3 separate regions of the Homo sapiens genome follow, and all the other regions are linked to region 2. A link is a loop called in an ENCODE intact Hi-C map of the cell type or tissue named here. Cell type or tissue: gastrocnemius medialis. All regions are shown on one strand. Links, peaks and the distances in the headings refer to the core of each region. The heading gives the core; the rest is flanking DNA.

Region 1 (8,505 bases), core at 390-8,389, 220 kb before region 2:
TATAATAAAAACCTGGCATTTCCGTGAAGTTGACTTACTGGCTTGTATTGCTATTTACTTCTGGGATGTAGTAATATAGGGATATACTATGGAAAGAAACTTAACAAAAAACAGAGAAAATTATCTGTAGTTGTCAAGGGCTCATTAACCTTTCTGTGCCTTAAATCGAAGCCACATTTTTGTGTCTGTGTAGCTTGTCATCCTCAATAAAATCTGCTTGAATTTGAAAATTCTATTTCTAGAGCTGCTTTTTATTTGCTCATTACTGACATCCCTCATTTACTCTTCTCAGGGAGGGACTGGATATTGGTGGGTCTCCCCACCTCAACTCTCCCGAAGGGAGAAAATTCCCTAGGTGTTTTGAGTGACACAGCAACACATTCTTTGGCTTTGTTGTCAAATTGGAAGTGTGTGAATCCTCAGTCCCTCAGGCCAGATTTCAAGTGTTTTCCCAAAGGAACTTCTCATATGGAAAATAGTCAGTCTTCCTTTGCATAATTTTTATACCTAATAAATGATTCAGATTGGGGCTGTCAGCCGTATGGTGGGCACCCTAACTGAAGGAGGCATATGAGTGGCAGATTATAATAATAGGTTATATATTTTGGTCATCAGCCTGAAATCCTAAATGAATATATTCTAACTCATTTAGTTTCTCCCCAAAGCTTTGTAAGGATATTCTTAGCATTTAATTATATCAAACAAAACTATAGTTTATTTGGAGTCAGTTATTTGTTCTGGGTTAATTAACACATCTGATTTAAAAGTGATAAACACTTAAAATAAATGGAAAATGATTCCTGGGTAGATAGGTCTAAGTGGATGCAGTTTTGTACCTGACCTGGTTCATGTGTCTGACCTATTACTACTTCAAGGAATGTAGTAGCAGGTGTTGATATTTTTCCAAACGGCAGATTGGTCATGTTTGGTGGGATATGCTTAGTGCAGTGTGAAATTGACATTTCAGAGCTCCAGGTTGCTATTTACAGTGACTGGTTTCTATTGATGAACTTTTTGCTTCTTTTATTTACAGACCCACATAAGCTTTTAAAAGTTGATTCTCAGTTTTAAATTGATTCATGCTTTTCTTTCAGATAAGGTAGTTTGAATTTCCCTGAATAGTTTTATTCTTGAGTATAATATCTTTTGGGGGATGGTGTTCATTTCACTCTTTCCTACATGTTTCTGAATAAAATAAATTTAGATTTTGAAAGGTCAGTTAGTCCAGCTGCTTTCAATTTGAAGAGACTTAATTCTCCCCAGACAAGCACAATGTATCTCACTTAAAAAATATATTTTAGAGATAAGTAGCTTAAGAATAACTGTACCTATTGAATACCTAGCATGATATCTCCCTCATTTACCTAATAAACAAGACACACATTAGGAACCAACATCAAAATGTTTTTGTACCATATGAAAGCTGTCACAGTTTCTCTTTTTATTGTAAATGGCTCATCAACTTGGAAATTTCACATAAGTAGATCAGAATTTAAGAGTGCAGAGGATATTAGTATCCTCCTAGAAATTTGTCTGTTATGAACCCCTTTATTATTTCATATTTCCACCATGAAAGATATCTCTATAAGGATGAAGCAAAGCAGAAATAAGTAAAAAGGCAAAGGAAATAACTATACTTAAGGATATGAGTTAAGCATTTTTCTTCTCAGCCTTTATATATGTCTGTCTTTAACATTTACAAAGTGTTTAGTGTGTGGAAAACATTATCTTAATATTGACTCCTAGAGCACACATTAACAACCCAATGATATATGAACTGCTGTCATCCCATTGCACAGGTAAAGAACTGAAGTATAGAGAAATTAGGTTATTTGCACAAGGTCCCACAACTAGTAAAACGCAGAGTTGATTTAAAAGCATAGCCTCTGGATCCAGACTGTCTTAACCACCATTTACACTATGCTGCCCTTATGTGTCCACAAGCAACAGTTTACATACCATTTTTTAATGTTTTACTATATCATGTATCTTATTTTAGTACCAAAGGAGTAATTATAAACATAACACAGTTATTCTGGTATTTTTAGAAATCTAAACTATTATGTCTGAGGTATACAGAGTTATGTTACATTAAAGTTTGGAATCAAATTTGTACTCTTTTGAGTTTTCTGAACACGTTTCTCTCATCAAACCATTCCAAGGTTTTTATATTGCTTTTACATTGAATCAAAAAATACATGTTTAGTAATAATTTGATTTTTCCCCAGAGGTAGTTGTAACCCATCAATTTGAAGGGTCACTTCTAAAGTCACCTTAGAATTATTATTGGTCACAAAAAAAAAAGTTTAGTTTCAGAATCATTGTTTGGATTTGTTTGTATTCTTTCTTATACATATTTCCTAACATTTCAGTAGTTAATCTTTTTCTTTAGCAGTGATAAAAATTAAAGAGGGGTGGCTATAATTAAAAAAATAGGACAGAAAGTCACATCAAAAGTTTAACAGTGTACCTCTAAATTACACGTATAATATCAACTGATCACCTAATAATGTATTTAGTTATATATATGCTTTATATTAGCAAAAAAGTGAACAAGTTTTATAGAAAAAATATTTATCAGAAATTAAATGATTTGTGATGTATTTTATGTTGTTATATATCCAACTCAGATATACTAAGAGTAGTCTTATATAAATGCTAATTTATACTACATCTCTCCAGTTGCCCATACTTATTTTAAACTCTGTAAGAATTTGTTCGTTTATGAGTGGCTGCAACAGATTTAGAGAAAGATGTGGGATAATTACTCCTCTCAGGCTGCCATAACAAAAGACCACAGACTGGGTGGTTTTAACAATAGAAATTAAGTTTTTCACATTTCTGGAAGCTAGAAGTCCATGATCAGGGTGCCAGCAGGGATGCTTTCTGGCGAGGCTTCTCTTGGCTTGCAGATGGCCACCATATTGCTGTGTCCTCACACAGCTTTTCCTCTGTGTGCACACACTCCTTATGTCTCTTTCTCTTATAAGGACACCAGTCCTGTCAAATTAAGGCCCCACACTTATGACCTCATGTAACCCTAATTACCTCCGTAAAGGTCCTGTCTTCAAATATAGTCATGTTGGAGGTTAGGCTTTTAACATAATTTTTGGGGGACACATTCAGTTCCTAACAATTAGCATCAGTGATTGTGGGTAATCTGCCAGGTTCTGCTGATCATATTCTTTTATTTTTTATGTTCAACAAACTAGCATTGTGCAACAAATAAAGACATTTTTCTTTAACTTACCTCACTTAGAGAAAACTTCGAGGTGTTTTGTATTCACTTTATATCTTTAAGTTTAGGCAAAGTACTAGTATGATGGCTTTCAAAATTTTTTTTACCTTGATCTGCATATAGATATAGATTTTTCATTACAACTCAATTCACATGCACCCACAATCACACATGCACATGTACTGTATAACAGAAAAAAGAGTTTATATTATGAATCTTACCCTCTTAAAAGCATTGCACCTTGGTATTTTTCTCATATTCTGTTCTCATTTATTTTTAAATTTAATAAATTTAATCCCATTAATTTAATTAATAATAGTCATGACCCACTAAATTGACTCATGAGTTAACACCAAAAATTTGAAAAACTGCTTGCTAGGTAAAACTCATTTGATCAGTATTGTCTCAAGGTAGCAATGTTGCTGTATGTGCATTCCTAATAACTCCCCTAGAATTTAACATTTAAACATATTTTTAGCACAGAGTTTTGCTGTTTGTTGTTGACCACTCTCAAGCACTCAATGACTGGAAGAAAACTCTCTAGAAAGTGTAACCCTTCATTTAGAGGTGCACCAGTTTCTTTCAAATCTTGAAACAGCGCAACTAAGAGATCTAGGAGATTGCTACATTGTTGAGGTTGGGCTCCTTGAAAGCCAATTTCCCATGAAAATCAGGTGCATATGCACAGTGATATAAGCTATTCAACAAGTATCTGAATGTATTTGTCATCAATGATCTTTGTCCCTGATATGGCCTGGCTCTGTGTCCCCACCCAAATCTCATCTTGAATTGTAATCCAAACTGTAATCCCCACATGTTGCGGGAGGGACCTTGTGGGAGGTGATTAGATCATGGGGCTGGTTCCCCCATGCTGTTCTCATGATAGTGAATGAGTTCTCATGAGATCTGATGGTTTTATAAGGGGCTTTCCCTGCTTCACTCTGCACTTGTCTCTCCTGCCACCATGTGAAGAAAGACGTGTTTGCTTCCCCTTCCGCCAGGATTGTAAGTTTCCTGAGGCCTCCCCAGCCATGCGGAACTGTGAGTCAATTAAACCTCTTTACTTTATAAATTACCCAGCCTTGGACAGTTCTTTGTAGCAGCGTGAGAACAGATTAATACAGTCCCTTTTACATTAATTGGAGATACTCTAGCATTCAGGGTCCTTTCAGAAAATAGGAACCATTCTAAATACTTCAAACAGGGATAATTTAATACGGGATATTAAATGATATAGGTGATGAAAGCTCTAGAAGCCAAACCAGGAATGGTGACTCATCCCAGAGAATGGTAACAGCAGGAAGCTGCTGGCTGGAGGCAGTGTTACTGAAACCCAGGAGCTGAGGTCATGTGGCAAAAGCTGGAACCACAGAGAGGACTGTCTAGATAAGCTTTAGTCACAAATGAGATGGAGCTGCTGCTGGAGACACTATGGGAAACAAAGAGAAGAGAGAAGAAAGAATGTGACTTCTCCCTTGCTCCTACCTTCCATCCTTTTACTAATAGCCTTCATTGGTCAAAACTACTGGAAGCCCAGAGACCAGGGGAAACAGAAAAATGTAGTTCCCCGCTATATAGAATAGAACCAGGGAGAGGCAGGGATTGGATCTAAGACCAACTAATCTAAGCAAATGATTGGCATAGATACTTAGAGTCATCTGGTTTTTTTTCTTATTTAATTAATTCTATTTTTGTCATAATACCCACGTAAAAATTCACCCTTGTAAATTACACTCATGTTCATAGATCATAGGATATGAGTTTTAGGCTTTTAGAATATGCCTTTCTCTCTCATGTTTTCATTGAATATATGTGCCTTAATTTATCTGTTTCCTTCTAATGGAACATTGAGGTTGCATTTGACATTTTGCTGTTATAAATTACTCTGACGTTGACTATATTCATGGAAAGATAGTTTCTCCTATACTGTTTTATTATTTTAAAAGTTATACTCAGAAGATGGATTAGTGTCCCAAAAGCATGAATAGGTTTTTGACTCTTTTTTTTTTTTTTTTTTTTTTTTTACCAGATTGCTTTTCTATAGCATTTTTCCAGTGTTCCAGTATATAAGTATGATAAGTTAGAAGAAAAGCTTTGGACAATTGAATTGCCAGAGTTTAACTGAGCAAAGAATGATTCATGAATTGAGTCGCCCCCAGAACAGAATATGTTGAGAGTGATTCCTGGCTGTCACATGGTCAGTTAAGCTTATGGATGGACAGAAAAAAGAAGGTGATGTGCAGAAAATGGAAGTGAGGAACAGAAACAGCTAGATTGGTTACAGCTGGGTGTTTGCTTTATTTGAATAGGGTTTGAACAGTTGACCGCATGTGATTGGCTGAAACTCGGATGCAATGATTGGCTGAGACTTGGCTACTTGTTATAAGAGTAAGTTACAGTCTATTTATACATCCAGTTAGGTTACAGTTCACTATGTATGGAGAAACCTTTAGGTCAAACATAAAATATGTAAGGAGTAAACTTAAGGTTAAACTTAATTTAAACAACCAATTTTACTGACTTTTATCTACATTAGAATCGTTTCATTAAAAAAATCTTGTTGCTTCATTTAGTTGGTGAGTTATGGTAACTGGTTTTCAATGGTTTTATTAGGTTTTATTAGGTTTTATTAGGATATTGAGTATATTTTTCACAAATTTATTGACAAGTGGCACATTTTCTTTTGTAAATAGCTTATTTACATTTTTGCATATTCTTCTAACAAGTTTGCTAAGACTGTGGATCTAAGAAGACAGAAAACCGTTTAACATGGACTCTCATATTGAAAAAAACAAAAACTATAAGCCTGTGTCTCTCCTTCAGCCCTGTAGCCTGGGTGGTGGACTAGAATGAACTATATTGAAAGATCCCTGAAGTCCATTTCCTAAACCAGCCTGACTGGTTCCCTTACAATTCACAATAATAGCTTCTTTTGTCTTTTTCTTCTCTGTGCCCTTAGAACTGGGGTTTGGGGTTAGGGAGGGTCAGTCTTTCAAAAAACAAGCACTTAATTTCTCGAAGTGTCATCTTGAGAAAATGATGTGTTTTTTTTCATGAAAGAATTCTAGTTTTTTGCCTTTTTCTTTTAACTTAAAAACATTTTGTTCCACAAATAAAAATATTTTGAGAAGAAATAGTGTAAAAAAAAAATTTTTTTTTTTTTTTGAGACGGAGTCTCTCCCTGTCTCCCAGGGTGGAGTGCAGTGGCGCGATCTCGGCTCACTGCAAGCTCCACCTGCCGGGTTCCCGCCATTCTCCTGCTCAGAGTAGCTGGGACTACAGGCGCCCACCACCACGCCCGGCTAATTTTTTTTGTATTTTTTAGTAGAGACGGGGTTTCACCATGTTGGCCAGGATGGTCTCGATCTCCTGACCTCGTGATCCGCCCGCCTCAGCCTCCCAAAGTGCTAGGCTTACAGGCGTAAGTCATCGCGCCCGGCCAATAATTTTTATATTCTTAAATCTGTGCCTATGTGTTTTTATACATAGTATGAATTACTGCTTTGTTGTTTTGAAAATTAGTTCTTAGCAGTCTATAGGTTTAAAAATTTTCCTTTAGAATTTGAAAGGACCTTAGAGATAATCAGGCCTATTGTTTTATTTTCTTACATATTCACTAACACAGGAGACTATCTTAGTTTTGTAAGAAAAATAAAACATCTTTTATATATTTGAGGTTTGCAACAATAAAAAGCTTAATTTAGCTCCTTTAAATGCTTTAATTTCCTTCCTTTGAAATCATTAGACTGCATACTTTAAGTTAAACTCACAATAATTATTTAATTAGCATTCAATATATATAATATAGTTGGGTAAAATATGCTGATTTTTACTTAAATGTTAACGTGGTTAATTTAAGATTTATTTCCTACTTCTAGCTGTCATAAGGTGTTATTTATGATTTATTCTTCCCTTGGGAAAATTATTCAGGATTTATATTATTCTCATATAATCTATTCTATAAAACAAGTATGGAACAAAAAATAAAAGTATGATTTTTATAGGATAGATTATGTGAAAATAATATAAGAATAAGAGATATAAGCTATTCAACAAGTGACATAAGCTATTCACTATTTTATAGAATATAGAATATATTATTCTCATATAAACCATTCAATAAAACAAGTATAGAACAAAGAATCAAAGTATGAAACTACATTTATTTTCTAAAATGTTTTAATTTAAATGAGAAAATTATTTTACATTTAGTAAAAACATACAAAAATTTATACTGACTAATAATCCACTTACAAATTTCATTAAATAATATTTTATTTTCAATCATTTCTATTTAATTAGAGAAAATAAGAAGTTATTTTTAAAAATATACTATACACGCGCGCACACACACACACACACACACACACACACACACACACACACCACTTTTCCTTTCCTGCCAAGAGGATAAAGCCATCATAAGGCTAGGTCTGCAGAGGGGCAGTCTTCATGAACCAGTGACAGTTTGCTGATAAAGGAAGCAGCTAGTAAACCATGGATAAAATTAACCTACCCATGGTAACCACATTTTATGGATCTACAGCTGGAAGATGTGGTTTATGATCAACTGAAGCTTCATCTTTTACTATTTCCCTGTCCTCCCCAGGTTTTTATTCCAAGTTTCTATTTTTAGATTATTGAATGTCTCATGATTTCCTTCCTCTGCACCTTTGCAATTGCTGTTTTCTCTTCCTAGAATCTCCAGAATTTGTATCAATTTTGCAAGCAAAATTTGTAATAATAGCTTTCCTGGCTGGTATAGTTTATAATAGATTATTTAATTTGTTTATTTGTTTTTTGGTATTCCACATTTTTTACCCCTGATTTTTTGTGTATATGTTACCTTTACAATCAGAATACAGATTTTATTTTATTTATTTTTGAGACAAGGCCTCACTCTGTCACCCAGGCTGGAATGCAATGGCACATTTATAGCTCACTGCAGCCTCAATCTCCTGGGCTGAAGTGATCCTCTCACCTCAGCCTCCTGAGTAGGTGGGACTACAGGCCCACCACCATGCCTGCCTAATTTTTAAAAAAATTTTGAATAGAGATACAATATTGTTACGTTTTGCAGGCTGGTCTCCCAATTCCTGAGTTTAAGCAATCCTCCCACCTCAGCCTCCCAAAATGCTAGGATTACAGGTGTGAACCACCACACCCGGCCCAGATTTTATTTGTTTGCTTATACACATCATCTATATCCTAACATGATTTGACAGATTGGCAGAAGAAAAAGCTTGCTTTGAAAGTCCGTTTTGACT
Region 2 (8,505 bases), core at 278-8,277:
TTTATTAAATAGGGAATCCTTTCCCCATTGCTTGTTTTTCTCAGGTTTGTCAAAGATCAGATAGTTGTAGATATGAGGCGTTATTTCTGAGGGCTCTGTTCTGTTCCATTGATCTATATCTCTGTTTTGGTACCAGTACCATGCTGTTTTGGTTAATGTAGCTTTGTAGTATAGTTTGAAGTCAGGTAGTGTGATGCCTCCAGCTTTGTTCTTTTGGCTTAGGATTGACTTGGCGATGCGGGCTCTTTTTTGGTTCCATATGAACTTGAAAGTAGTTTTTTCCAATTCTGTGAAGAAAGTCATTGGTAGCTTGATGGGGATGGCATTGAATCTGTAAATTACCTTGGGCAGTATGGCCATTTTCATGATATTGATTCTTCCTACCCATGAGCATGGAATGTTCTTCCATTTGTTTGTATCCTCTTTTATTTCCTTGAGCAGTGGTTTGTAGTTCTCCTTGAAGAGGTCCTTCACATCCCTTGTAAGTTGGATTCCTAGGTATTTTATTCTCTTTGAAGCAATTGTGAATGGGAGTTCACTCATGATTTGGCTCTCTGTTTGTCTGTTGTTGGTGTATAAGAATGCTTGTGATTTTTGTACATTGATTTTGTATCCTGAGACTTTGCTGAAGTTGCTTATCAGCTTAAGGAGATTTTGGGCTGAGACAATGGGGTTTTCTAGATATACAATCATGTCGTCGAATGCAGCCAAGTTCTGTAATACATCTACTCTCAGGTTAGGAAAAAAATGTGACTATTTGTTCTCCCACAGAGGAGTGAGGGATTCAGGTCTCTTGGGCTTGTGTGTCTCTCTGTCATTGCCATGGGCTGCACTGTTCACAGCTGTTCTCAGTTGTATTGGATTGTTCCAAAGGACCTCCTGCTCTGGCAGCACACTAACCTGGAAAAGGCATGCTTGAGAAGCAGATACAAAATAGGGTAAAGAAATTTGCACCTTAAGCAGTTTTCTCTTCTCTGTTGAACTTCTTCACCCCCATCATTTTAGTTGCTGACAAATAATAAGAAAAAAACACAACCTTTGAAGTTCTGGAGTTTTTTAAATAATTTTTTTCTTTTTCTTTTTAGTTGAATATATTTGTACATATTTATGGGATACAGAATGGTATTTCAATATGTGTATACAATGTGTAATGATCAAATCAGGGTAATTAGCATAGCCATCACCTGAAACATTTATCGTTACTTTGTCTTGTGAGCATTCAAAAATTCTCTCTTCTAGCTTTTTGAGGCTATACAATAAATTATAGTTTACCCTCCAGTACTGCAGAACACCAGAGCTCACTTCTCCTACCCAGCTGCAATTTTGTATTAACCAAACTCTGCCCATCCTCCTCGCTCCGTACCCTTCCCAGCTTCTTTTTTTTTTTGAGATGGAGTCTCACTCTGTCAGCCAGGCTGGAGTGCAGTGGCATGATCTCAGCTCATTGCAACCTCTGCCTCCCAGGTTCAAGCGATTCTCTTGCCTCAGCTGCCTGAGTAGCTGGGATTACAGGTGTGCACCACCATGTCCGGCTAATTTTTTTGTATTTTTAGTAGAGACGGGGTTTCACCATGTTGGTCAGGCTGGTCTCGAACTCGTGACCTCATGATCTGCCCACCTCAGCCTCCCAAAGTGCTCAGCTTCTAATACCCACAATTCTACTCTCACTGTTCATGGCCTCAAATTTGTTTTTTAGCTCCCACATATGAGTGAGAACATGTGATATTTATCTTTCTGTCCCTGGGTTATTTCTGAGCCTCAGTTTTTAAGAAGTCTGTTCTTTATTTTAAGAAATGAGAAAGATGTAACTACTGTTTCTACATTTGCATTATGGCTAATTTTTAAAGGTATCTTTTTGGTCTAATAAGAAGTATGTGGGAAATGGACTTTTTCCAATATCACTTGATAGCTTGATGAGAACATATTGTAGAGACTCTATTGTTCTGGCCTTTAAGGAATAGAGAGTTCTGTATCTCCAAGGTATGCTTTTCTCCAAGCCCATGAAGGCCTTCTAAATGCCCAACGTTGCTACAGTCTATGTGGTGAATAGGTACTTGTTTGAGTTTGACATGGGCATTATTCTAACTGTAATTTTAGATATTTACACCATCATCTACTCATTTGATTCCTTCATGGATTTCCTTATAGATAGCCTCTGAGACCAGTGACTGAATACCCTATATTTGAAATCCACTATAGGAGATTGCTTACATTAGTTTTCTATTGCTACCTAACAATATTTCCACAAACAGCAGTTTAAAATAACACACATTTATTATCTCATGGTTTCTGTGAGTTAAGAGTCTGGGTGGGCATGGTGTCAGTAGATTCTCTGCTTCAGCATCTTCCAAGGCTGTAATCAAGGTATCAGCCAGGGCTGTGGCCTCATCCAAGACTCAACTGTGGAAGGATCCACATGCAAGTTCAGGCAGTTGTTGGCATAATTCAATTCCTTGCATCTGACTCATTTTCTTGCTGGCCGGAGGCTGCCCTCAACTCCTTGAAGTCTCCCACAGTTCCTTGCCACATCGGATTCCCCAACAGGACCACTTGTTTCCTCAGTGCCAGTAAAGAAAAGACCCCAGCAAGATGGGTTCTAAAATCATACATGGCATATGCATATAGTCATGTACATGTCATACAATGGTCCATTTAAATACATCTGATTTGTATATAAAAAAGTATCTTCTGTTCTGCCCTAAAATATTCTTAAATATGATCTGTGTTTGAAGTATCCGAATGGGAGTCAACAACTTAGAATCCTTCCTCTAACTCCTCTAAAATCATGAGAAACTTTCTCTGTATATGACGCATTTTCACAGGGCTATGAGAATCCTGGGAGGAATACTTTGCAAGATACTGTTTCCACTTTGATGTGCTCGCTTTTACCCTATATCCAAAAGCAAATGTCCCTCTATTCATATTTTTATGATATCACTGAGGAACTGGCTGCCGTAAATTTTCTCCTTAAATGAGTCACACTCCTATGCAAAGAATACCAAGTTATTTTTATTAAAATGTTAAGTCTCAAGGTATTTTTAAAAATAGCATTAATGGGGGGTTTGGTCAAGTGTGCACTGGTATTCTTAACAAGTCTGTATCTTGTCAAGTTGGTTCCAACTTGATTAATCCAAGAAGATTAGCCAGCTGTCCTAAACAAGTTCTTTTTTGCTCCAAAGTTTGTGTGGCCTTGTTAGGACACCCCTGGAAAGGCCTTTTAAGACTCACTGTTAAATACTGGCTTGATTCCCACCCTCCTGTTCTGCTATAGAAAACCTGTGATTTCCTCGGGCATGAAGGAAATCCTCCCATTAGAGGGAGTGGTTGGCAACTCCTGATATGAGGTCACTGGCTATTTTGTCCCAAGTGTAAGATTTCCCTTTGACCTGGCAATGCCACCTCTAAACTCCCAGCATTTTCAAAGGAGATGAAAAATGCCTTATTGAAAACTGGATTAATGTAGTTATTTGGTTAATTTAAAACCTGAACAAATCAAATAATGAAGATGCGATCTTAGTTTATATCCAATGAAACCCTTAACTGTTCCAATAAACAAGTATTAGTCATTTAAAAAAATTCTAGTCTCAACAAACCTCATAAAATGTATATTTCTGAGTGAGTAGTTGTGACTTAAGAATGCCAGCCATTCCCCTCTTTTACTCCTTCTATAACCTAAGTGTGTTTTGGTCAGAGTGCATAATGTTTAGTCATTTAAAAAAATGTCAACAAGATAATGGATACTTCAGTCTCTAACTTACCTTTCAATATATTTCCTATTTCTAATGTTTCCTTCTAACCTTACACCCCTGTTCCCTGCCTATTTTCTCTTCCTTGCCATTCTCATTTGCCCCTAGTCTTCCCATTGGTTGCTTGTTCTTACAACTCTTACATGTGTATAGAGATGAGAGTTCAGAATGGGGAAGGGTGGTGAGTGCTGTTTCCCCTTTCCCTGGATTCCCACCAGCTCATGATTTTCAGAACTTCTACCTTCCCTGAAGGATCAGGGAAGTTGCTGCATTCTCTCTCCTCTCTTGGGTGAGATGTCCAGGTATCAGGTCACACTCTTGGTCTATGAGTCCCAACTGAGTGAGGCTAATTGAGCCTTCCTTCTGGCTCTCTCAGCCCTATGCAGTCTCATGGTTTCCTCCATCTTGTAAACCCTCAGAAAAGACTTTGCCCCTGGAAGGGGGAGGGTGGTGAAGTTCTGTAATCATCCAGCTATTCTGGCTAAGAACGTCTCTTGGGTCAAGGGTGGGCTGGGAGCAAGCTTATTGAACAGGATGCCCCAGGGCCAAAGGAAATGATATGATGCCTTTACCCATCTTGGGTAAAGGTCCAGGCCTTTGCAATCTTGCTTTAGCAGTGATACAACTGGCATTTTGGTCTCTGACTGTGTCTTTTTCAGTTTATTCCTTATCCAGAGGAGAGATGGGTGCTATGAATTAATGTCCTTAAATGCTAATAACGAGCATCGAGCTGGCTCTCCTCTCCCTTTTCCCTCACAGGGAAGAAAACCTGAGGGAAGCAAGTGGGGGTTTTGTGGGCAGCAGAGCTTGTGAGCAACTTCATGGGGCCTGATCAGGAAGGCAGACAAAGAGCCGGATGTCCTGTGAAATGAGGGCACTTGGGATGTGGGCCACCAGGCCAAGTTTAGTTCTTCCTGCTTTCAGCCAAGCACAGGAGCTAGGCCAAAGCTCTGGTGGAGACTCTGGGCAGGACGCCAGGCCTGTGAAACCTGCTAAAACAGGCCTGGTGAGTATCCAGGGCACAGCATGAGAGAATCAAAAGGTGGACATCCCCAGTGAGTCAGGCTGACAGAAAAGGACAGCTGGTCATGATCCCTGAGGGAGCCAGAGCTGACTCAGCTTCAGTGCTGTGGTCTCCAGTGTATTTGAGGTAGGAGCAAAACCGTGTCCCTAACTTGTCATATACTCGAAATTAAGAGTCATGACTTTGACCAACTCAGACTTCAGTAAGGTGACCACTTTCTATATTGGAACTCAAAGATTCCATTAAAAAGACGGAAAAGGAACCTAGATGTCCAGTGGCCTGATGTAGAGAACTGATTATCTACACAGAATCTAAAACATCCTGCTCCACCCAAAGTGCGCATCAAAAAGAACTCCCCTCCAACCTCCTGTTAGCATTTGCCTCGGTTTTAGCTCAGCAAAGGTAATATTCTTGTGCAAGCAGAGAAGGAAAGGTGAGTCTATATCCTTTTGGTGACATTTCCTTTTGGTGATGGGAGCAAGCTTATTGAACAGAATGCCCCACACCCAAAGGAAATGATATATGTGTCTCACGACTTCTGTGAGGCCACTATAAGCTCCCAGAGCATCAGTAGAATAACTGGGCCCTGTTGCCATGACAGTGTCATCTCGAGCAGCGGCCGCACTCCTGCAGAACCTACAGTTTGAACTCTGTCTCTCTGGTCCAGTCCGTTCTTCTGTAGAACTGTGTTTGCCTCGGGGTGTATCGGGTAGAGTGAGGGAGAAGCAGCTGCAGGGGCTGACACTGCCCCTACTGGCACTGACTCTGCCTGATGGTACCTCATCCCCATCCTTCTTCATGTCCTCCTGGCTCATGGGCCCAAGAGGCCTCTCGTTATCTACTTTATCACAGGCTTTTCCCCACAACCCATTAACGGTCAGCTCTGCCAATTGCCAACTGTAACCTTGGGCAAATTAGTCAGCCTCTCTGACTCTGTTTCTTTTTCCTAAATAAGAAATGCAATACTTCCTCTCAGGGTTTATGTGCAGATCCATTTGAGGAGTGTAACATTTGTATAGCACTTAACATAGCACCTAGCCACAAGAGGCATTCAATAAATAGGAAGCCATTTTTCTTATTAGCAGTATTATTAAGATTAATAATAAATGGAATTATATTTGTAATAACAATAGTAATGTACCATTAATAATAGTAATAACTATTATTATTACTTGTGGCTCATTTAGGTTGGCTAATGTTCATATATTTGTAATACACACATATGTGTATGTATTCCAACACATACACTACAGTTTGACTCCAAACACCTAGCTCTTTGAATGTCTAGCACTTATGACACATAGCACACCTATATCATGTATAAAATATACCTGCTATTTTCAGAGCAACAGGATCAACATACAATGAAAATTCATTCCTACAGCTAGTTTGGAAATGAAAGAGCAGCGTTTGGGTTTTTATCCTCTGTTTTCATAGTGCGATCATTTGGGGAACAAACAAATGGGCATGTCCAGTCATCTCACCTAGATATACACAGATCAGCCCAGGAAAGAACTGGGGATTCTCTAGGATGAAGGAAGCCATGTATGTGGAAATGGCCTCATGAGGCACATTCTTGAATCCACTTCAAGAAAGAGGCCTAGGAAAAAGAAACTCACTGGTTAGTGGTTAAAAGACCATGACCGTTCACCTTTGAAGCAGGAGAATCTTAGAATACCTGTGAGTCAGAAGGCATGGGGAATTCAAACCCCATCTGGGACAACAGGACTCAGATTCCTAAAGAGCATAAACCTCTGGCATCCAAACTAAAATTATTAATTAACCAATAGGACAAGACACAGTTTTGGGAAAGAGTTTAGACATTTTTCATGTTCTTTGAATCTAGAAAATGTAATACAGAGACAAAGCCAATGAACCCAACACATGCCAAGAACCAGTGAAAATTAGAAAACCACAAAAGCACACAAATAACTGTTTATTGAGTGCTCCCTATGGGCCAAGCAGTTGGCACATTGTCTTATTTAAGTTTCACAACAATTTTATGGAGAAATATCATTTTGCTCATTCTATTGATGAGAAAACTAAGACCTGGAGAGTTTAAACAGCTTGGTCAGAGTCACTAAGGTACTAGTTAGTAAGCAGCAGGTGGGCTCGGAAGTTCACACTCTTCCCGATAACCCACATGCTGCTTTGCTGATTGTTATGTCAGCACCATTACTGCAAAAGGCAGCTGCGCCTACATACAGACAGCACCATTTTAAAGCACAGTAATCAGAATGGCTGGCGGACCGTGGGGTCACATGGACAGAACATTCAAATGCACTCCTTAGGATTGTCTCCTCTTAGAAATCCTGTGATTGGTTCCTTGAACCATGTTTTCCATGAGCATTTATGTCTTGTTGACCAGCAACCCATCAACCATATTTCAAAACAATACCTGGGCACCCTGACAAGCTGATACTTTTAAAGCAACAATACTAAATACTTTTCAGTTTAAATACATATTTAATTGACAGTACATTTACTATCAATTAATTTATTTACTTTTTAGGTTTAAAATATAGTTTTCTGAGCCCAAATTCCAAAATTCCAGTAACAAAGGTGGCTTCAACAAATAAAGCCACCACTTACGAATCCTATGTGCCAGGAATCAAGTGAAATACTTTTCATCAAACTTATTCCCACGACCACGCTGCAAGGTATTATTGTCCACACCTCTTCTATAGATGAGGAAATGAACTAATGCTCAGAGAGTTTGAATAACTTGTCCAAAGTCACATAGGGAGGATGTAACCAGAAATCAAACCCAAACTATGTATTCTACAAGACTGGCCACATTTCAGGGCTTTGTTTAGAATGTGTAGTTATCTTCATAGGTGAAGAGAAGACCCTCCTGCAATGGAAATAGATCCAGAGTCTGGGAGCATTTCTCCTGATAATTGAAAAATTTCCTAAGGAAAGGTTTTGCTTCACACAGGGGCTGATTCTTCTGACTTCCACACTCTTAGAGTGGAAAACGTGGTTATTAATGAAGCATGAAATGGTGAGATGATTATAAACAGATACTGTCAGTTTACTTCTGCCAGTCCTGGGTCACGTCCAACAAGCGTTATGTCCTCAGGATACAGCCCGTCCTCCCGGAAACAGCACAGCAACCAGTTCATAGGCACGGGGAGTGAGCAGGTTTGGGTTCATCTCCAAATTGTTACATTGTGCAAGTTTCAGTCAACTTTGTTCACCTCCCAATGTTTTTCAATGTCACAGGAATAATACCACCTCTCTTATATCCATCCACAGGGCAATTAATAACTGCTATTTAAAACATTCACTCACTTGTTTACATAGGAGCCAGCTGAAGTGTAGCAAGATGCACTAAGAATAAGGATTATTCTTCTTACGATTTTATAGAGGAGAAAGTTTGGGGCCAGAGAGGTTAAGTAAGTTGCCCAAGGTCACACAGTTAGTGACCTGTGAAACTGACTGACTCCAGAGCCCAGGTACGAACATGGCCTCTAGTGAATTCCTGCCATGGATTGGACTAGCTGCTGAGCCATTCAGCTTCCATTTCTAAGCTCTTCACCATGATTATACTGCTTCTCTCTCTGAGATGTTCTCTCTCTTTTTTTCTAATATACCTCTGTGACAATATTACACACATACGATTATTATGTATTGAAGAAGATGCTGCCAAGGTGCGTCCTGTGGGACATAGATTGACTGGGCTCTGGTCCTGGCAAGAGCCCCCAAGTCTGACTTTTTTCAGATGGCTCTGAC
Region 3 (8,505 bases), core at 432-8,431, 96 kb before region 2:
CCTCCTTTTCATTTTCCTGGGTTTCTTCCCTACTTAAATTTTGGAACATCCTTAGTTCTTAGTCCTTAGTTCTCTTAATTAGACTTCTTCTCTCTCCCTCCACTCTCTTCATTCTACATCTACATTCACTGTCTCTCATCCAGTCCCAGGGACTTAAATACTGTTGTGACTAACAATTTACATCTTGAGCCCTAGGCTCTCCGAGTTGCAGAGTTGTGCAGCATACTGCCTATTTGACTTCTCCACTTGAATGTCTATAAGACATCTTACACTTCACTTGTCTGAAGTATAACTTCACATAATAGTCTGTGGTGGTGACTATTAGTTGCTCTCTAAATTCTGCTCTTCCTTCTTCCATAGTGATAGAAGGTTGAGTTAATGACTAGGCTATATTTTCCAGTCTCCCTTGCAATTGCATGTGACTATCTGATCTAGTTCTTTCCAGTGAAAGGGAACAGCATTAATAGGTGCTATTTCCTGGCTCTAGTCCTTACAAGAACAATTGTGCCTCCTCCATACTTCCTTTTCCTCCATCTCACTAGCTAGAATGGTAACTATTAGAGTGACTGTGAAGGTGAGAGAGTCACTGTCAGGCTGGGACCTGAAAGACCTCATGGAACAGAGCTGTCCACCAACCTGATACACTCTCTTCAGACTGTTACATGGTGAAGAAATAATTTCTATCTTTTGAAAGTCATTATATTTTGGGGCTCTTTGTTGTAGCATTTTAACCTTTCACCTTAACTGACATAGAAATTGGTACCAGAAAAGATGCTTTCTTAATTTAAAACCCTGCATTTTCTTAATGGTCAGGCAAATTTGCAATTAAAGATATAGGTAGGGGGGCAGAGCAAAGAGTTTTTTTGCTCTGTTTATGATGGGAAGTCATTGGAGGGATTATTCAGTTGGACTGTGGTTTTACAAGGCATAACTATAGCTGCTCTGTGTAGGCTAGAAAGCTGGTGATGCTTATGCTATTTCATAAAATTGTTATCTATAATAACTTGGAAGGCACATCACATATCCAAGTCAAAGGAATATAGTTGTAAAAATGAGAATGTTAGCGTACTTCACTGTTCTTTGTTGATTTAAGTAAGGTATCATAAGAAAGATGAACTCAGGCAAGAACTGGCTGCTTTGCAAGCAGAAATGGAAGGAAGTGAGAATGTCCAGAAATTAAGGGCCTCTCAGGGCTGAAGAAGACAGCTGTTTTTGTGACCCAAACATTAATAAAAATGCAGGGATCCAAGCCTTGTGGCAAGGATCAGAGTAAGGTATCGCCCTCCTAAGCAACACTATTATTTCAGCTAGCCTCAAGGTGGCCCTCCATTAAGATGAGAAAGTAAAGTATGGATACAAGGAAGCAAAGAAATAGAGCAGCCTTCAGAACTAGGACTAGAAAAGACTTTGCTGTTATTTCCACAAGCAACTGACTGGAAGCAATTAGATCAGAAGCCTATTACGGTTTTAAGGAAATCTAGTTGCCACAGAAACCATGAATCTGTTAGCTCCTTAAAGCAATACTCAAGCCTTCAAATTTTTATCAGCAGAAAAGGGGTTGTGAATGATATGCAGCCCCCTAGGAAGGCATTTTCTGTAACAGTCACTTCTGATATGGCTATGGAAAATTATGGACAAGGTAGTTCCTCTAAGAGAAGCAGAGTATCCCAAATGTCTAACCAAGGCACTTTCTGCACTGCCAGAACAGAGAGTCTCCATAATTCTTGCTCAGCTGTGAGTCAAAATTGCTGTGAACAAGAAGCTATGTGTATCTTTATCTTAATAGGAGCTTTTAAAAGCAGTCATCCTATGCCTGTGCCACTACTGTGTATGGGGTGTGGGAAGAGAGGGAGCAATATCTTGTTTAATGGTTTGTATGACACCAACTATGAGAAGTCATTTCAGAGCTTGATAGAGAAAACACACCGCTCTACTGTCTGCGTGGACATGGGCTGCATCCCACACCCTCACGTGGCTCTCTCCCTCACTTCATTCAGTCTCTGCTCAAATGTTACTTCCCCAAAGGTGACCAAAGCACTCCATCTACAATCACACCTCCATCATTTTCTACAACCGTAACCTCCCTTTATCCTCTCCTTACTCCTTTTTTCTCTACATAGTCCTTCTGTATTGCTCCCCCACTGGAATGTAAACCCTTTCAGGGCAGGACTTTGTCTTGTCCTTAGCTGAAATCCTAGCACCTAGCTAGAAATGGCCAATACATTATAGGTCCTTAATAAATATTTACTGAAAAGAAAAAAGACTATGAGCTTCTAAATTTGAAAGGTCTGAAGTTGTGTTTGTTTGATTCTGTTTTGCTATTTATCTGTATCACATTATGAATGGTCACAGAAAATTATTTGTGCACGAGAAAATTGAGATTACTACCTGCAAGGTGTCATTACCTGGTAAGAAGCCTATCAAAAGTTTGTCCTCCTGAAAAAGTAGTTATTGCTAAAAGCTAGCTGTTTTGATCTCATTCTTGCTCATTTGTTTTTAAGACTGAGATAATGAAATGTCACTCCCATGGCAACTCTGCCTCTTTTTCGGAATGATCATTGGTGGTCATAGTTGCAGCATAATAACCAGTTAGACCTTGGAAATCCTTTAGATTCTCCTTATTCCATGATTTAACAAAGACTGATATAATTAGCTACATTTTACTGAAGGGAGAAGCTAAAGTTCACAGGCAGAATTCAATTTAATCCAATCCATCTGTTTAATCTTTGCTGAACTTAAGCTTTGTGCCAGGCATTGTGCTGGGGATAAGGGATATAGTGACAAGACAGACACTGCCCTGGCCCTTCTATTGGTTAGACTAATGTCTCACGGGACCCAGAGTGGTAGGGAGGCAATGACAACACAATACATTAAGAGCTACCTTAGAGCATGCTAAGTGTAATAGAAGTATATAAAACACTAGTCTCAGCCAATCAAAAAGTCAGAAAAGGCTTCCTGGGGGACTGTCGGCTAAATTTAAACTCAAAGGGTAAGGGGAGATTGTCCAAATGAAGAAGGAAGAGGAATGAAGAGGAGGCTAAATTTAAATGAAGAAGGAGTGTTTTCTAGGCCAAAGCAAATATATGGAAAACAAAAGAAAGACGCATGTAGATGGGGCATTACACTTTTCCCTCCAGTTATTTATCCTGTTTTCATCCACCACTCTTCGTCTTTTCCTTAGATCTCCAGTTTTTTAGCCGTATATTACCCCCTTTCTCTCTAATCATCCATTGCACACAGTGAGGTTTATTTGTAAATCTAACCCAGGCACCAACTAACCAACCAACAAACAAAAACAGCTAAGGAGTAGCCACTGGAACCTGGAACCATGCCTACACTTACAAAAATTTGATTTTCTGCAGAAAAAATATTTTGACTCCTACATTTTTGGACTTCATTAGAAGGACCTGAAATGGATGACACCAAGCTGTTTGCCTAAAATAATGTCCCAAGCCTGAATTGGCATGGATCTTTCTTGAGATTAAAATAGAAACTTGTTTTGCTAACTGAAAACAACTTAGAAATCAAAGAGCCATTTAAGTTGAAACCATTATTTTTCCTTTCCTTGAAGAAAATTCCTGTTTTTACACACACTGAATGATCAGGATAGTGAATCACCCTACCACAGAACTTTCCATTAAAAATTTGAAGTTGTAGAAACCTCAAAAAGAAAATGAAGATGGGGGGAAAACGTTTGTAATGTAGCAAATGAATTGAATAAACATTTATGAGCACCTACTATGTGCCAGGCAGTGTTCTAGGTGATAAAGATACCTGCCTTTGTACAGCTTGCATTCTAGCGGAAAGAAAACATACAAACAAAAAATATGCAAGTTATATAGTAATATAAAAGATGAGTGGTATGGAGAAAAGACAAAGTAGGACAGGCCAAGGATCATCAGAAGGAGGGCAAGTTAGAGGTTTAAATAGGATGGTCATGACTGGCCTCTTCAAAGAGGTGTGACATTTGAGCAAAGACTGAAGGAAGTGAGGGCGTGTGCCATGTAGATATTTGCAGAGGGCAAGTTGCAGTTTTAAATAGGATGATCATGATTGGCCTCCTGGAAGAGGTGACATTTGAGCAAAGACTGAAGGAAGTGAGGGTGTGAGCCATGTAGATATTTGGGTCCAGATAGAGAAAACAGCCAGTTACTGGCCCCAAGGCAGGGGCATGCCTGGAACATGCAAGAAAGGCAAGGAGGCCATGGACTGGAGGAAGAGAAATGAGGACATTGAGAGGTACGGGAGATGACAGATGATCACTGCACAAGGCTGTCATTCGAGGTAAGGTTGGGAAGAGGGGTGACTTGATTGGGCTCATGTACATCTTAGGATAATCATGTTTTCATTTGAACACAGTCATTTAGTACAATACTTTTTACTCTGCAACAACTGAACAATGATTACTTAAAATGGTTTCTAAGTGATCCCCTCAAGATCAGGCACCACAACACTACTAGGCAGTAGCAGCCCTTCCTCTCTGGCAGGCACTCATCCCTAGAGGGGCAGTCCTGTCCTAATGTGCTCGGGAGTTGAGCTGATAGAGACAGAAACAGTCTGCTCATTTCTTCTTCAAAACCCGACTGGAGAGCCAAATATTTCTTTTGGTTAGTTACAAAATAAAAAATATGCCTTTGCCAACTCTGCGGGAAAAGCAAACTCCCAGAGTTTGCCTTCGCTAATTTGTCCAAGTCGTGCTGTGGTTTTAGTAAATGCAGACACTGCTCAGCTCCAGCCCCATAAACCTCTCTGCTCTAGGGCTTCTCCGCCCTCCGGTGAAAGCTACTGCTCGCCCCTGCAGTCACCACCTGTTCGGGCGGAACCTGCGGAGCGTGCACCTACGCCTCGGGCTCCTTTCCTCCTCCACTCCCCTTTCCTGCTGGGCACCCTGCTTTCCCTCTCCCAGAGAGGGTTTGCAACTTTTCTCCCAGGCTGGGGCTCGCCCTGCTTGGCTAACCCCCAAGAGCCACTGCCGTCCCGCAGCGCCCCTGCCCCCGAGTTGCCTGCCCCGCTGGGCCCCCGGGAGGAGCGGAGCGCGCTCACCCTTCGCCCGGGGCTGGGAGGGCGGCGAGTCGGGCGCACGCGCACCCCCTGCCCGCCCCTGGCGCCCCTCCCCGCGGGCGGTGCAGCTACCCCTGCAGCGCCTCCCCTAGCTAGAAGGGAGCGGGAGGGGGCTCCGGGCGCCGCGCAGCAGACCTGCTCCGGCCGCGCGCCTCGCCGCTGTCCTCCGGGAGCGGCAGCAGTAGCCCGGGCGGCGAGGGCTGGGGGTTCCTCGAGACTCTCAGAGGGGCGCCTCCCATCGGCGCCCACCACCCCAACCTGTTCCTCGCGCGCCACTGCGCTGCGCCCCAGGACCCGCTGCCCAACATGGATTTTCTCCTGGCGCTGGTGCTGGTATCCTCGCTCTACCTGCAGGCGGCCGCCGAGTTCGACGGGAGGTGAGCTGGGCCCCGGGGCGCCCTCTCCTCCTTCCCGCGCTAATTTCACACTCACTGTCTTGGGTCACTTTTCCCCGCGGGGTTTCGTGGTCAGAGAGGCGTCTCCTCCATCCAGAAGTTGGGCCACCGCACAGCGTGGCGCGAGGAGAGCGGTCCAGCGGCTCCGAGTGCCCGCCCGAGGCGGAGAGGGCGCGCCCTTGCGAGTCTGGGACCCCATCCGCGGCCCCCCGAGGGCGACTCGCCCCGGCTCGGGAATTAGGACTGAGGGAGAGGAGCCGCTGGAGCCTGGGATCTCGGCTCTGAGGGCGCGGTTTAGCCACCTACGCCGAGGTGACGCGCGAAACATCCCTTACCCGGGAAACTCCCGCGCCTGAACTAGACGGCTCTTCACTGGGGAAGCTTCCAGGCCCCCGGGGGGAGGCCCGGGCTCTGCTCAGGGCTCTCGGGGCCGCTCACACAGAGAGTGGGTGCGAGTCAGCGACTGGGCTACGGGGGAGATTTGTGGGCCTCTCCATTTGGTTTTCTTGAGGGAAGGAGACTCAAAATGAGGACCGGAGGGTGGGCGCTCCGTGAATGTGAGCATGAGTGTGTGGATGTGTGTGTGAGAGCGCACACACTGCGCCGCTCCTCAGACTCGGGCGAGCCTGACGGCGGCGTGCTGTGACAGGTTCCAACAACCTCGGGCCGCGTCTCCGCTGTCACTCAGCCGGTCCTCCCGCGCTCCGGGGCCGCTCCGGTGTGTGAGAGACACTGGGTCTGTCGGGAGGGTGTGCTCGGTCCCCCTCACCTCTGTGCAATTACAGACTAGGCTCGTCCCGGGTGCAGATGGCTGCTGCGAAAAGAGGTTTTACTCTGGCGCACACCGTCGCCCGGTCGCCTTCCTTCAGCGACCTCTGCCCCCACCCCTCCGTGTAGGTCCCTGCCTAGTCCTAAAGAAAGATGCCGCACCTGTTTTACCTTTAATCTTGGAACGAATCAATTCCACAATTGATTCGCTTTCTTGTACCCGGAGGCGAACGGAGGGGAACCAGTGGAGCGCCAAGAAAAAGCACAGCTGCTTGTTCACTACCTGGTCGGAGGAAATAGAAAGTTCGGGGTTATTTTGTACTTTGGGCCTGGGGGTAGAAAGGCAGGTAAAAGAAAAGGGGAATTGAAAAAGATAAGGAGACTTTAAGAAAACGTGATAGCAGCCAGAGTGTAGACCTTTTTATTTTATTTTTAAAAGCAATTCTGTGCTCACATTTGGGTATGTTATGCATTTCTTGCACACATATTTGCAACAAGAAACCCATCACAAGATATGCATATGATGTGAATGCATATAGCTTTTTGTAACTTTAAAAAGATGTCTAAAACAGCAAATTAAAATGTTGATACCCAGAGGAAAAAAGTCATTTAGGTGTGACTCTAAACAAGGAAACAATTTAGCAAATAATGTGTCAACGTGTAATCAGGTGGATAAATCTGTATCCTGAAATTACTTTCTTTAGGCATTATTTACATTAGAGAGGAAAATACTATGAATTGTTGATCTAAGCACGTTTCAAACCACAAGGATACTTGAGATATCAGCTACACTTTAAACTCTCCTTGGTTTTATTTAGACTTTTTTCTAGTACTTTTTTGTTTTTTTTGTTTCTGCCACAGTTATGTCTCAAAAAGAGCTCTGTTACACTTGATTTTTGAGAAACCTTTCTGCTCCTTCCCCCATCCACCTTTTATATGAGGCAGAAATTTTTTCTGCTTTGACATGTCTTACTTAATACTTTTCAGTTTATGGTGAATCAGTCAAACCTGGCTTTCACCCCAGTAACAGGTGTGGGTCTTTGAGGAATCTGTTTTATTTCAAGCTTCAGAAACTATCCTGTGAGTGGCAGCCTTGAGAATTGTTGGTGTTAGCTGGTGCTATTTCTACTTAAGAAAGCATCTTTCCCTCCCGTTTTTTCTCCTACCCTTGTGTGTTGGGGGATGGGGTATTTAACTGTCTGAAATTTGACATTAGATCATAGCAGAACTATTTCTGTGAAGGTGTTTTAACCTTAAATTTCTGCAGGCATAAAAGAGTTTGTAGAAAATTGTTGGGTGTGGTTGACATTTTTTCTGAAGTAATAATACAGAGGAAATTACCTTTCTTCTCAAAAGTGTCCTTATTTATTTTGAATCTTTTTTTTTGGTAGGTGGCCCAGGCAAATAGTGTCATCGATTGGCCTATGTCGTTATGGTGGGAGGATTGACTGCTGCTGGGGCTGGGCTCGCCAGTCTTGGGGACAGTGTCAGCGTGAGTATCAAGCCTGGGGACTTCAGTTCCCTGGGAGGTGTGGCTTTCCACCTTGTTCATGGCTTCACCCCACATATCAGAGGGTTCATTACTGAGCAAGGCTTGGCCTTGCAGGTCTGACTTGGGGATTTTCAGGTACAGTCCAGACTCCTTATTCTGCTTCTTTTCAGCTTTAGCCACCTGTATTACGGCCCAGCTTTGTCATTCACAGAGAGCCACCTTAAATGTTTCTTTTAGCATTTTTCCCCCCAAATCTGCATCTCCTTCCTGTTTTCTTACCAGGTTTATTTCTCTCTCTCTCTCTCTCTCTGTCTCTCTCTCTCTCTGTCTCTCTCTCTCTCTCTCTCTCTCTCTCTCTCTCTCTCTCTCTCTCTCTCTCGCTGACTCGCTTGCTCCAGGCTGGGAGATGGGGATAAGATAATGAGTCTAGACCGTATTTACACTGGGGATAAGATAATGAGTCTAGACCGTATTTACACAAAATAAACTCTGAACCTTAGAGTACTTATATAATCCTCACCATAGCTGTTGTGTAAAGTGGCCCATTTGTAAATCCTTTTTTGGACTGGGGTTGTATTGACAGTGTTTTAAATGGACCACCCAGTATAATGAAACAAAGCCACTGAAACAACATTATTTGTAAGTTCTATAAGTAACCAACCTCATGTAATAAGTACCAAATCAGAAAGCTGATTTTCACCTTTTCTGTGACCACAAATGGATATTTTAATGGTAAAATTTAGAGCTACATCAAAAGAGTTTGAGAAATTTAGGAAATTTGTCCCCAGC

Evidence for each region. Peaks named below come from ENCODE experiments on the same cell type or tissue, not always from the same donor. Only the 100,000 strongest peaks of a DNase experiment are listed, where the experiment ranks them.
Region 1: it touches region 2 in a loop (4-fold over the local background); 2 of 110 quality-filtered maps call a loop at or near these places.
Region 3: a loop joins it to region 2, with 2.2 times the contacts of the local background. A loop is called at or near these places in 2 of 110 quality-filtered maps.

Annotation. Positions count from the first base shown.
Region 1 is chr4:105,761,651-105,770,155 of GRCh38, forward strand. All of the region lies in intron 5 of GSTCD (glutathione S-transferase C-terminal domain containing), which reads left to right. Among named protein-coding and RNA genes, the nearest start is that of GSTCD, 57 kb to the left of the region's middle. In gastrocnemius medialis, for the core only: no CTCF peak of the experiment used is centred there; a DNase peak (open chromatin) is centred at 4,571; H3K4me3 peaks cover 265 bases; H3K27ac peaks cover 322 bases.
Region 2 is chr4:105,986,416-105,994,920 of GRCh38, forward strand. No RefSeq gene overlaps it. Among named protein-coding and RNA genes, the nearest start is that of NPNT, 95 kb to the left of the region's middle. In gastrocnemius medialis, for the core only: no CTCF peak of the experiment used is centred there; a DNase peak (open chromatin) is centred at 4,736; H3K27ac peaks cover 2,684 bases.
Region 3 is chr4:105,890,286-105,898,790 of GRCh38, forward strand. NPNT (nephronectin) reads left to right here and starts at 5,186. Exons shown (of 12, transcript NM_001033047.3): 1 at 5,186-5,438; 2 at 7,616-7,716. The coding sequence starts at 5,368. RefSeq lists silencers at 3,895-3,944, 4,869-5,438, 5,599-5,808, 6,047-6,341. In gastrocnemius medialis, for the core only: a CTCF peak has its summit at 5,423; no DNase peak of the experiment used is centred there; H3K4me3 peaks cover 2,173 bases; H3K27me3 peaks cover 398 bases.